2 separate regions of the Homo sapiens genome follow, and region 1 is linked to region 2. Evidence: chromatin loops called from intact Hi-C (ENCODE). Cell type or tissue: Caco-2. All regions are shown on one strand. Links, peaks and the distances in the headings refer to the core of each region. The heading gives the core; the rest is flanking DNA. Region 1 overlaps KCNK10 (potassium two pore domain channel subfamily K member 10). Region 2 has its middle 5.2 kb from the start of SPATA7.

What was found. Hi-C counts contacts between places; a loop is a spot of excess contacts. Peaks named below come from ENCODE experiments on the same cell type or tissue, not always from the same donor. Only the 100,000 strongest peaks of a DNase experiment are listed, where the experiment ranks them.
Region 1: it touches region 2 in a loop (6-fold over the local background); 1 of 110 quality-filtered maps calls a loop at or near these places.

Annotation. Positions count from the first base shown.
Region 1 is chr14:88,267,581-88,272,961 of GRCh38, forward strand. All of the region lies in intron 1 of KCNK10 (potassium two pore domain channel subfamily K member 10), which reads right to left. Among named protein-coding and RNA genes, the nearest start is that of KCNK10, 53 kb to the right of the region's middle. RefSeq lists a silencer at 3,205-3,499. In Caco-2, for the core only: no CTCF peak of the experiment used is centred there; a DNase peak (open chromatin) is centred at 3,391.
Region 2 is chr14:88,377,724-88,383,104 of GRCh38, forward strand. No RefSeq gene overlaps it. Among named protein-coding and RNA genes, the nearest start is that of SPATA7, 5.2 kb to the right of the region's middle. In Caco-2, for the core only: a CTCF peak has its summit at 2,797; no DNase peak of the experiment used is centred there.

The DNA.
Region 1 (5,381 bases), core at 279-5,278, 110 kb before region 2:
AGGCTGATCTTGAGCTCCTGACCTCAGGTGATCTGCCCGCCTCAGCCTCCCAAAGTGCTGGGATTACAGACGTAAGCCACCGCATCCAGCCAAGTTGGATAAATTTTTAAATGGCATTTTCATTAATCCATTTATTCTCCTTAGAAGCCACAGTTGTTCTCACCCTAATACAGTTGCCTTATGACCTGGAATCAACCACTGGAGTTCTCATGCCTGGAACCAACAAAGAAGCAAACTTGGCCAGATGGTGATGAGGATGGTGGTGCTGATGGTGGTGAAGGTGACAGGAGCCCTGATGGCCTACTGGGCACTTACTCATGCTGTCACTCTGACAAACACTCTGCTTACATCACTACATTCGGTCCTCACTACAAGGAATTATCACACTGCATGAGTCCAGGTAGGACCCCCAGAAGCAGATGCCAAGAAGGGATTAAATGTGCATGGATTTTATTAGGGGGAACGCATGTGTGAGAGAAAATGATAGGGAGTTGGGGAGGCTAGAACAGCCACTAGACTCTATGTAAGTCTGACCCCTGGAAAAGGAAGGAAAGAAGGAAGGAGGAGGTAAGCATCTTCCAGCCTAAGGAAGTTTAGCAAGCCCATCAAGGAGTTCTTGAGCTGAAGTTAGCTGTCTGAGGAGTCCTGTGTCTCCCAGAAACAATCCTGCCGTGGTATCCTTGCTGCGCACAGACACTGGCTGGGAGCAGCCCGGGAGCAACGTACCCGCAGTGCAAGCCCAGCTGTGGAGATCAGGGCAGCAGCCAGGGCCCTGATCACCAACACCCACTCCAGTTAGAGGCCTGTAGGCGCATGCTCATGCCCAACACAGCCCCACTTCACAGACAAAGAAACTGAGACCCAGACAGGTTCAATGGCTAAGTCAAGGTTAAGCGGCCCAAAAGAGAGAAGCCAGATTAAAAAGGGAATCATCTGACTTCAAAGTCAGTTCTGCAGAGTGTAGGAACAGGAAAAGAGGAAACATAGCAATTCCAGGGGGAAAGGGCCCTTTTATCCCAAAAAATAGGAACGACATTTGTTTCAAATAGGCATTAAAAATATTTTCCAGTCTATGAGATTGACTACTTCAGTTTCCAAACAGCAGTGGAGTTCTTCCCTACAAAACGTATCAATAATGAATGGATCTATAAAGTAATGGCCTATCACACTTCACAGCTCCAACAGAAGAGTACTGGGCAGCAAAAGTGCTGCCAAGAATTGATGAGAAAGGAAATGTTGAAAGGTAATATCCTTTCTGCTAGTTTTCATTTTAAAATGTTTCCTCAAGAATATCTGCATGGCTGGGCGCAGTGGCTCACACCTGTAATCCCAGCACTTTGGGAGGCTGGGAGTTCGAGACCAACCTGGCCAACATGGTGAAGCCCCAGCTCTACTAAAAATACAAAAATTAGCCGGGTATGGTGGCATGCACCTGTAGTCCCAGCTACTCGGGAGGCTGAGGCAGAAGAATCACTTGAACCAGGTAGGTGGAGGTTGCAGTGAGCCGAGATCGTGCCATTGCACTCCAGCCTGGGTGACAAGAGATAAATTCTGTCTCAAAAAAAAGAATACGGCACATATTTCATTTTCACCTAAATGTGGGTGATATGGAGGGGTACATGTGGAAATCTGCTTTTTCATGGTTGAACAAGCTCTTAATAAGTTGACATTATTCAGGCTTTCTCAAGCCCCACAGATATTACTGCACCATCCATTCATTCGTTCAATCAACAAACAACTGAGTTTGCCTGGCACTGCATTTGGCACTGGAGCTACATAAATTAATAAGACGCATCCCGCCTTCAGAGTTAATGGAAGAATTAACAAAGATCTTACACGTGCATGAAGCTGTTTTTGTTTTGCTTTGTTTTGGTTGAGACAGGATCTTGCTCTGTCACTCAGGCTGAAGTGCAGTGGCACAATTATAGCTCACTGTAACCTCGAATTCCTGGCTTGAGCTATCCTCCCACCCCAGCCTCCCCAGTAGCTAGGACCACAGATATATGCCACCATGCCCAACTAATTTTTTAATATTTTGTAGCGATGGGGTCTCACTACATTGTCCAGGCTGGTCTCAAACTCCTGTCCTCAAGCGACCTGCCAGCATCGACCTCCTAAAGTGCTGGGATTACAAGTATGAGCCACTGCACCCAGCCAGTGAACCTGTTTTTATCTTCGCCAAACCTTCTGTGTAAGGTGATGATTATTATCTGCCCCCATTGATAGATGAGGAAACTACGGGCCAGAGAGGGGACACTGAGCAACCTATGACAAGCTAACAAGCAGGGGCATCCTTGAATCCATCTTCAGACACTTAACCCGAGTGCCTCCATTCCTCCATGTCACCTGAAACAAATGGCATTCCAAGGGTTCAGAGTCTCTTGGAAACCTGAAATGCAGCTGCCTCAGTGCCACGGTCACACAGCAGCGTGACTCTGCTACTGACCCAGGCAAAGTGCAACTGTGACTGCAGACTCCCGGGCAAGAGGGAAAGGACAGCCTCCTCTCACCTCCCCCCTCCCCGCAGCCGACCTCCCACCCCTACTCTAGGTCTGGAATCATTCCGGGGCCACCTGCACTGATGGCTCAGAGCTTCCAAAGAGTCCCAGGTTACAGCTCAGCCTGCATAGGCATAGGCAGACTTCAGGCCGCTGGGGAGGGAGGGTGTTAGGAAGAGGGCAGGAAAGATGAGGAGCGCAGGATTCCACCTCGGGTGCTCCACCCACACCGGCCTCCAGTTGTCCCAGCAGCTCTTAGAGCAGTATCTGTGCTGCCTCTGGTTCCAGATACCCAAACAACCAAATCATGTTTTCCCTGTTTCCATGGGACAGCCCTACCTTAAAGGCAATCAAGCTGATCCCAGTAAGAATGGCAGTAACACTAAGTCTGTATGCACTAAGAGAGCAAGCCATGGTCCCAAAACGCCACCCGAGGCTCTCCCTTTGGGTGAAGCATTGCTCCCTGCTGTCTTCAAAATTTCAGGCTGCACTTCCAGATGGAAGAGATCAAGCTATGATGAAATGACTGAGACCCTATGGAGCCATGAGAAGAGGAAAACAAGGCAGACTGGGGGGAAGAGGGAGCTAGAACTGCCTGCCACCTCATCTCACATCTGTGCTTTCCTGTCCCCTTAGTCCAGAACCCCATCTTCTCTCACCTGAATCACTGCGACAGCCTTCAGTCCTGTCCCCCTTAAATCCATCCTCCATATACCAGCCATGTACATGGTGTGTCACTCTCTCAGGTGTCAGTGTGATCACATGGACCCTTGCTAACAATGCTCTGAAGGCGCCACCAACATTCAGAGTAAAGTGCAGGCTCCATGCCTTGCTCCCTGACTCTCCCTTCCAGGACCTGGCGCCTGCCTATCTCACAGGCCTCACCCACTGCCACGCCCCCACAAGCAACCTTTGCCCCAGCCAAACCCAGCAGCACCCAGACCCGCTCACACCTGTCCCAGAGAAACAGGTCTCGCTTCCCAGATTCTTCTCACCTCTTGACTCTTTTTTTGGTCAATTCCTTCTCAAACATCAAAACCCACCTTACGTGTCCCCACCTCCAAGCTGACTGCTCATCCCCCAACATTATATTATAAGATGCCCTTCCTTTGTGTCTCAATATGAAGTTTAGCAGAGAACCTACAACTAGGAGACCCCTGGTTACAGTTTGTTTCATTCCTGAATTTGTTCATTCATCCATTCTCCCATTTGCTTTGGGCCAGCATTTATGGTATCAAGTTCACACACCTGCCCAACAGAAACTTTGACTGCAGAGTTAATCCTGCATATGGAAGCACCCCTGGCACTATTGTGGTTTTTTCCCATAGGCAGAAATCCAGAGTCAAGGTGTTAACATTCTCAAAAAGCAAACAGTCCAAAGAGAGTTCTTCATGGTTTGTACAAGCGCTAGAGTGGACAGACAAGAGACAGGGCAGTATTTTACTTCACTGGGCTCCAAACACTCAGTTCGGGCCTTTCTTGTTCCTTCATGAAGAGCTACAAGCCTCTCTTTTACTCAGGGGTACAAAATACTTGTGAGATTTTAAAAATTCTATTGAATGGCATGAGTCACACTTGGTGAGTCCCCTCTCTGGTGGAAGACAGGCAGAATTTACCCTGAGTCTGCCTTCCTGGGGTCCCTCTGACTGGGGCCAAACTGCATAAACTGTGATTTGAGGACCCAAAAGACTAAAGGGCTTTTCTTTCACCCCACAAGCTGGGGAGAGAACAAGGGGTTCACATGAGACTTAAAGGAGCAGTGACTTCCTTCTCGGGACTTGTAAGCTCGACAGTTTCCCCTGATTTTTCCCCAAATCTCTTCTTGTATTTATAAACCAAAGGTATGGCAAAAAAAAAAAAAAAGTCAGAAGCCTCTCCACTAGCAGACAGGCCCCAGAGAACAAGGTTATCAGGGTTAGAGGAAGCAGGGGGAAGGTTGGACTTCAACAGCCACCCAGCTTACCCCTACCATAGGTCTGTCTTCCACGATGGCCCCACCCTCCACAGGAAACACTGGGCAGGGCTCCTAAAAGACAGTCCCTTCTCCAAGCCTCCTTCCTCCTCCCTGGAAAGGGACAGAAGCAGTAGCACTATTGGGAAGATTTAACATAAAATGTACGGCATGTTGCTCAATGCCTTGTTCAAAGCAAGTCCTCAATCAACGTGAGCTGTCCACATTATTAGGAGGTGAAGAAAACTACGTGTTCTATGCAAGCAAATGCAACAAAGCGTGCAGATGCTGTGTTTGACAGAGGTGTGGGGGACAGAAAGACATGAAGAGAGAGTGTCAGTGCCACCGAAGAGGAGACGAGAATGCAAAGACAAGGTGCCCACTGGTGTGGAAAGGGCATTAGGTGTCTGCGAGAGGGCAGAAGGAGGTGGAGAGGAAGGCGGAACAGCAATGGGGGGGCAACAGATACAAAGACACTCAGCCATGAATCAGCCTGGGGCATTTGGGAAATTACCTCAGGTCTGCGTGTCAGGACTAGAGGGTGTGAAGATGGCTACACCAAAATAAAGCTGCAAAGACAAGCAGAGGAGAGAGTGTGGCTCTTGTTGGTCTTATTAATGAGCGTGGGAAGCCATCAAGGCTAACACAGGGAGAAGAGCCAGGGGGTCAGACCTGGGTTTAGCAAGCTGACTCTGGCAGCAGTGCGTAAGAGACATGCAGCAAGTGAGAGATCGTCTGTGGGGGGTGTGGGTAGGAGTTTACTGGAATGTATTATGAGGCCTCAACTCAGGCAGCAGCAGAGGAGGAGTCAGAGACAAGGCGTGTTAAGGAAGTAAAATGTGCGGGTCCTAGTGATGGATGCAAAGGAAGAAAGGAGGCGTCTGGGATGACTCTTATAAGCTTATAACAGTATCATGCTCTGCAAGACAGAA
Region 2 (5,381 bases), core at 103-5,102:
TTAGTAGCACTTTCATTGTGTCTTGTAGGTTTTAGCATATTGTGGACTATTATCATTTGTTTTAAGAAATTTTTCAATTTCCTTCTTAATCTCTTTTTTGACCCACTGGTCATTCAAAAGCATATTATTTAATTTTCATGTATTTATATGGTTTCCAAAATTCCTCTTGTTATTGATTTCTAGTTTTATTTCATTGTGGCCACAGAAGATATCATTTCAACTTTTCAAATGTTTTAAGACTTGTTTTGTGACCTAATATATGGTCTGTCCTTCAGAGTGATCCATGTGATGAAGAAAAAAAAATCTGTGTTCTACAGCCATTGGATAACATGTTCTGTACATATCTGTTAGGCCCATTTGGTCTATAGCACAGATTAAATATGTTTTTGATTTTTTTTTTTTTTTTGTCTGGAAGATCTGTCTAGTGCTGAAAGTGAGGTGTTGAAGTCTCCAGCTACTATTGTATTGGAGGCTATCTATCTCTTTAATACTAGTAATATTTGCTTTATATATCTGGGCACTACAGTGTTGGGGGCATATATGTTTACAACTGTTACATCGTCTCGCTGAATTGACCCCTTTATTATTATATAATGGCCTTCTTTGTCTCTTCTTAAGTTTTTGTCTTAAAATCTATTTTGTCTGATATAAGTATAGCTACTTCTGCTCTTTTTTGGTTTCCATTGACATGGAGAATCTTTTTCCATCACTTTATTTTTAGTTTTTGTGTGTCATTATAGGTGAAGTGTGTTTCTTGCAGCCACAGATAATTGGGTCTTATTTTTTTTTTTATCCATTCAGCCAGTCTATGTTTTTTGATTGGAAAGTTTAGACCTTTTACATTCAATGTTATTATTGACAAGTAAGGAGTTACTCCTCTCATTTTGCTATTTATTTTCTGATTGTTCTGTGGTCTTTGCTCCCTTCTTTCCTTCCTTCCTGTCTCCCTTTTAGTGAAGGTAATTTATTTTCTCTGGTGGTAGTATTTAATTTCTTGCTTTCTATTTTTTGTGTATCTGTTGTATGTTTTTTGATTTGAGGTTACCATGAGGCTTGCAAATATTATCTTGTATTTATTATCATTAATTATTTTAAGCTAATAACACTGCTTGCATAAACTAACAAGCAAAAAAAAACCAATAAAAATTCTACACTTTAACTTCATCCCCCAGCTTTTTAACTTTCTGTTGTATCTATTTATATCTTATTGTACAGTCTATGTCTTGAAAAGTTGTAATTATTATTTTTGATTTCATCTTTTAGTCTTTCTACTTAAGGGTACTTTCCACTCTACAGTTACAGTGTCATAATTTTCTGTGTTTTCCTGTATATTGACTACTACCAGTGAGTTTTGTCCCTTCGGATGATTTCTTATTGCTCATTAATGCCCATTTCTTCCTGATTGAGGTGCTCTCTTTAGGGGAGTACTTGTAAGACAAGTCTTGTGTTGATGAAATCCCTCAGCTTTTGTTTATCTGGCAAGGTCTTTATTTCTCCTTCATGTCTGAAGAATATTTTCACTGGATATACTATTCTCGGGTAAAAGTCTTTTGTCTTCAGCACTTTAAATATGTCATGCCACTCTCTCCTGGCCTGTAAGGTTTCCACTGAAAAGTCTGCTGCCAGATGTATTGGAGCTCTAGTGTATGTTACTTGTTTCTTTTTCGTGCTGCTTTTAGGATTCTTTCTTTATCCTTGACCTTTGGGGGTTTGATTATTATATGCCTTGATGTAGCTTTCTTTGGATTAAATCTGCTTGGTGTTCTGTAGCCTTCTTGTACTTGGATAGTGACATCTTTCTCTAAGTTTCAAAAGTTCTCTTTTATTATTTATTCAAATAAACTTTCTATCCCTATCTCTTTTTCTACCTCAACTTTAAGGCCAATAACTCTTAGATTTTCCCTTTTGAGGCTATTTTCTAGATCTTGTAAGCATGTTTCATTGTTTTTTTATTCTTTTTTCTTTTGTCTCTTCTGACTGTGTATTTTCAAATAGCCTGTCTTCAAGCTCTCTAATTCTTTCTTCTGCTCGATCAATTCTGCTATTAAGATACTCTGATGCATTCTTCATCAGCTGTGTAGCCTGGGGTTGGTGAGGCGGGACAAAGAGGGAGAGGTGCAAGCACTCTTAGCTTCCCCAGCTGGTATCTTAATAGGTCACACGTCCCACCCTCCAACTCAATCTACTGGCTTTGAGCCCAGCTCAATACCAGGACTTGCATAAGAATTGCAGTTCTTGTGGCCTAAACTGCCCCTCAAGTTCACTTAGGGCCCCAGTGCCTCCAGCCCACAGTGGCAAGCCTTGCCAGAACTCAAGCTCCAATTGCTGGAATGGGCAATTACCCTCTGCCTTGGGCCGGTCCAAATGCCCCCTCCATGGGCAGGCATCAGCTGAGTACAGCTCAGTTTGCTTTCTGCTGTGATGGGGCAGCACTGAGTCTAATGCAAAGCCTCATGACCGCTGTGCTCCCCCTCTCTGAAGCACAGAGATTCTCTCCAACAGGGAGCTGCTGCTGGGGAATGGGGGAGGAGACAGGGATGGCATCAGCAATTTAAGACTGTCTTTCCTACCCTCTTTGGTGCCTCTTTCAGTCATGTGAAATCAAAGCCAGGCACTGAGAGTGCTCCCTTGATTTTTGGTTCCTATGAAGATTACTCCCTTTGTGTAGACAGTTGTCAAGCTAGGTGTTCCTGAGAAGGAATGATTGGCAGAGCCTTCTATTCGGCTATCTCACTCCGCCCCTCCCCTGGAATCACTTTTTAAAATGTTTGTCAGTTGCACGTTACATTGCTTGAATAAGATTTGTAGGTAATATTGCCTTAGCATGGCTGCTTTCCTCACAGGGATGGAGCTTAAAACTTTCCTAAAGCCCCCTCTAGTGACAAACAGCAAATTATTATCCATTATTTCATACCTCCAAGCTCTAAATACCTCCAAGCTCTAAAGTTCCATTTTCTCATTTAGTTATTAGATGAATCAATTGCTACATTATTTCAATTAGAGAATGACTGAGAAATAGTTAATAGCTCAAATTCTCAAGCATTCTTAAATCACTGAAACCTAAGCAATTTTGTTTTGAGACTGAGGTCAGCACAGTGCACATTTAACTCTATAATTTTACTCTGCCCTCATACATATAATTTTTAAGGATTCCCTAAATTTCCTTCATTTTTGTCTTTCAGGAACTTTAAGGGTTAAAATATGTTCGCAATAACTCAATAAATAGAAAAATGTTGTTTTGAACTTTGGCTTCTTGTTGTTTTCACTGTATTTACTGGAACATTTTCTAAACACACAAATATAAATTCCAGGAATCCTCTGAATTATGAAACTAAGGGTCATCCATAAAGACATAGATTAAATATATAATAATAACATAATGCTTAAAATAATAATATATAATAAAACAGAATAAACAATAAACTATATATTATTTGCATAACTATAGGTTATGGTATTAAAATATATAGTTTATTTCACTTATATAAAATTGAAATATATTGTATATTTCAAATATATAAAAGCCCATTTCCAAAGGGCTTAGAGCTCATCCAATAAGACAGGCCTAATTAAACCATTAAAAGAAGAAGTCATATTCCTAATAAAGGGAATTAACGAGATAAATTTTTAAAAGGCTATGAATATTTATTTCAACTGAGCACAAATCTTAGTTTTGAGGTTCCTGTAAGCTAATACAAAAAAAGAAACCCAGTAATTGATTAGTTCATGCCAATTCATTAAGGGAAACAAAGTATTTCCGTCTAAAACACACATATGGGTCAGGCACAGTGGCTCATGCCTGTAATCCCAGAACTTTAGGAGGCTATGGCAGGTGGATCACTTTAGGCCTGGAGTTTCAGACCAGCCTGGCCAACATGGCAAAACCCTGTCTCTACTAAAAATACAAAAATTAGCCAGGCATGGTGGCTCACGCCTGTAATCCAGCACTTTGGGAGGCTGAGGCGGGTGGATTGCCTGAGCTCAGGAGTTCAAGACCAGCCTGAGCAACACAGCGAAACCCCGTCTCTACTAAAATACAAAAGAAATTAGCTGGGTGTGGTGGCATGCACCTGTAGTCCCAATTACTCGGCAGGCTGAGGCAGGAGGATTGCTTGAATCCGGGAGGCGGAGGTTGCAGTGAGTCAAGATCACACCACCGCACTCCGCCTGAGCGATGGAGCGAGATTTCGTCTCTACAAAAATAAATAAATAAATAAACAAACAAAAACACATATGCAGATTTCTAAATGTCAATAACAAGATTATAGCATTGGAATAATTTCAGAACATGAAATTCAGGTGTAAACATATATATTCAACAAAAGGTCTTCAGAATGCCTACTCTCCAAGGCCATTGCAGCTGGTGATGATTTTCCCAATAGAAGGGTGTTTCTTGGGAGCTCACCCTATAATAAACTCATACCAGCTGTATCCATCACCCATGATCATGAATTATTTCCTGGGAATAGCAACCAGAAAGAATCTTCTCTCTTGTTTACATACATAGAGCCAAAGCAAAGGACAAATTAAATTGCACTTAGGATAACATGTTCATTGCTAAAATTTGAGAGACATAGACCCTATTATGCACACATTCTTGAAATAATTGGAACAAAATATTGAAAGGGAAATAATGAAATAGATGGCTTCAGACAAAGTTGGGTACCAGACAATATGGTCTCCAGAAGTTTCTCCCATTCTGCTGCCCTCTCCAGATCACGCACCCCCCCGTTCTACTTGAAAACAAAATCTACTTGTCATCCTAAAGTCTACTTTTCTAAGAGGAGCTGGTATCACCTTCCCTGAGTCAAGTCACTGTGTTGCTTATCCCAAGGGTGTTTGCCTTGGGTTCCTTGTTTCTAATTCAATTTAACAAATGCTTACTGGAGGCCTATTATATGCAAAGTATTTGCTAGCTGCCAGTAGTGAAATAAAGGCCTTCATGATCTTAGAAATGGATTTCAGGCAATAATGAGTACCTAGGAAGGAGTTTTTGTTCTCTGCATGATATGATTTGGCTCTGTGTCCCCCTCCAAATTTCATGTTGAACTGTAATCCCCATGTTGGGGGAGGTACCTAGTGAGAGGTAATTGGATCATGGGGGTGGATTTTCCCCTTGTCGTTCTCATGATAGTGAGTTCTCATGAGATATGTTTGTTAAAACATGTGTAGCACTTTCCTCTTCGCTCTCTCTCCCTCCTACTCTGCCATGTGAAGAAGCTACTTGCTTCCCCTTTGCCCTTCCACCATGATAGTGTTTCCTGAGGCCTCCCCAGCCATGCTTTCTGTACAGCCTATGGAACTGTGAGTCAATTAAACCTCTTTTCTTCATAAATTACCCAGTCTCAGGTAGTTCTTTACAGTAATGTGAGAATGAACTA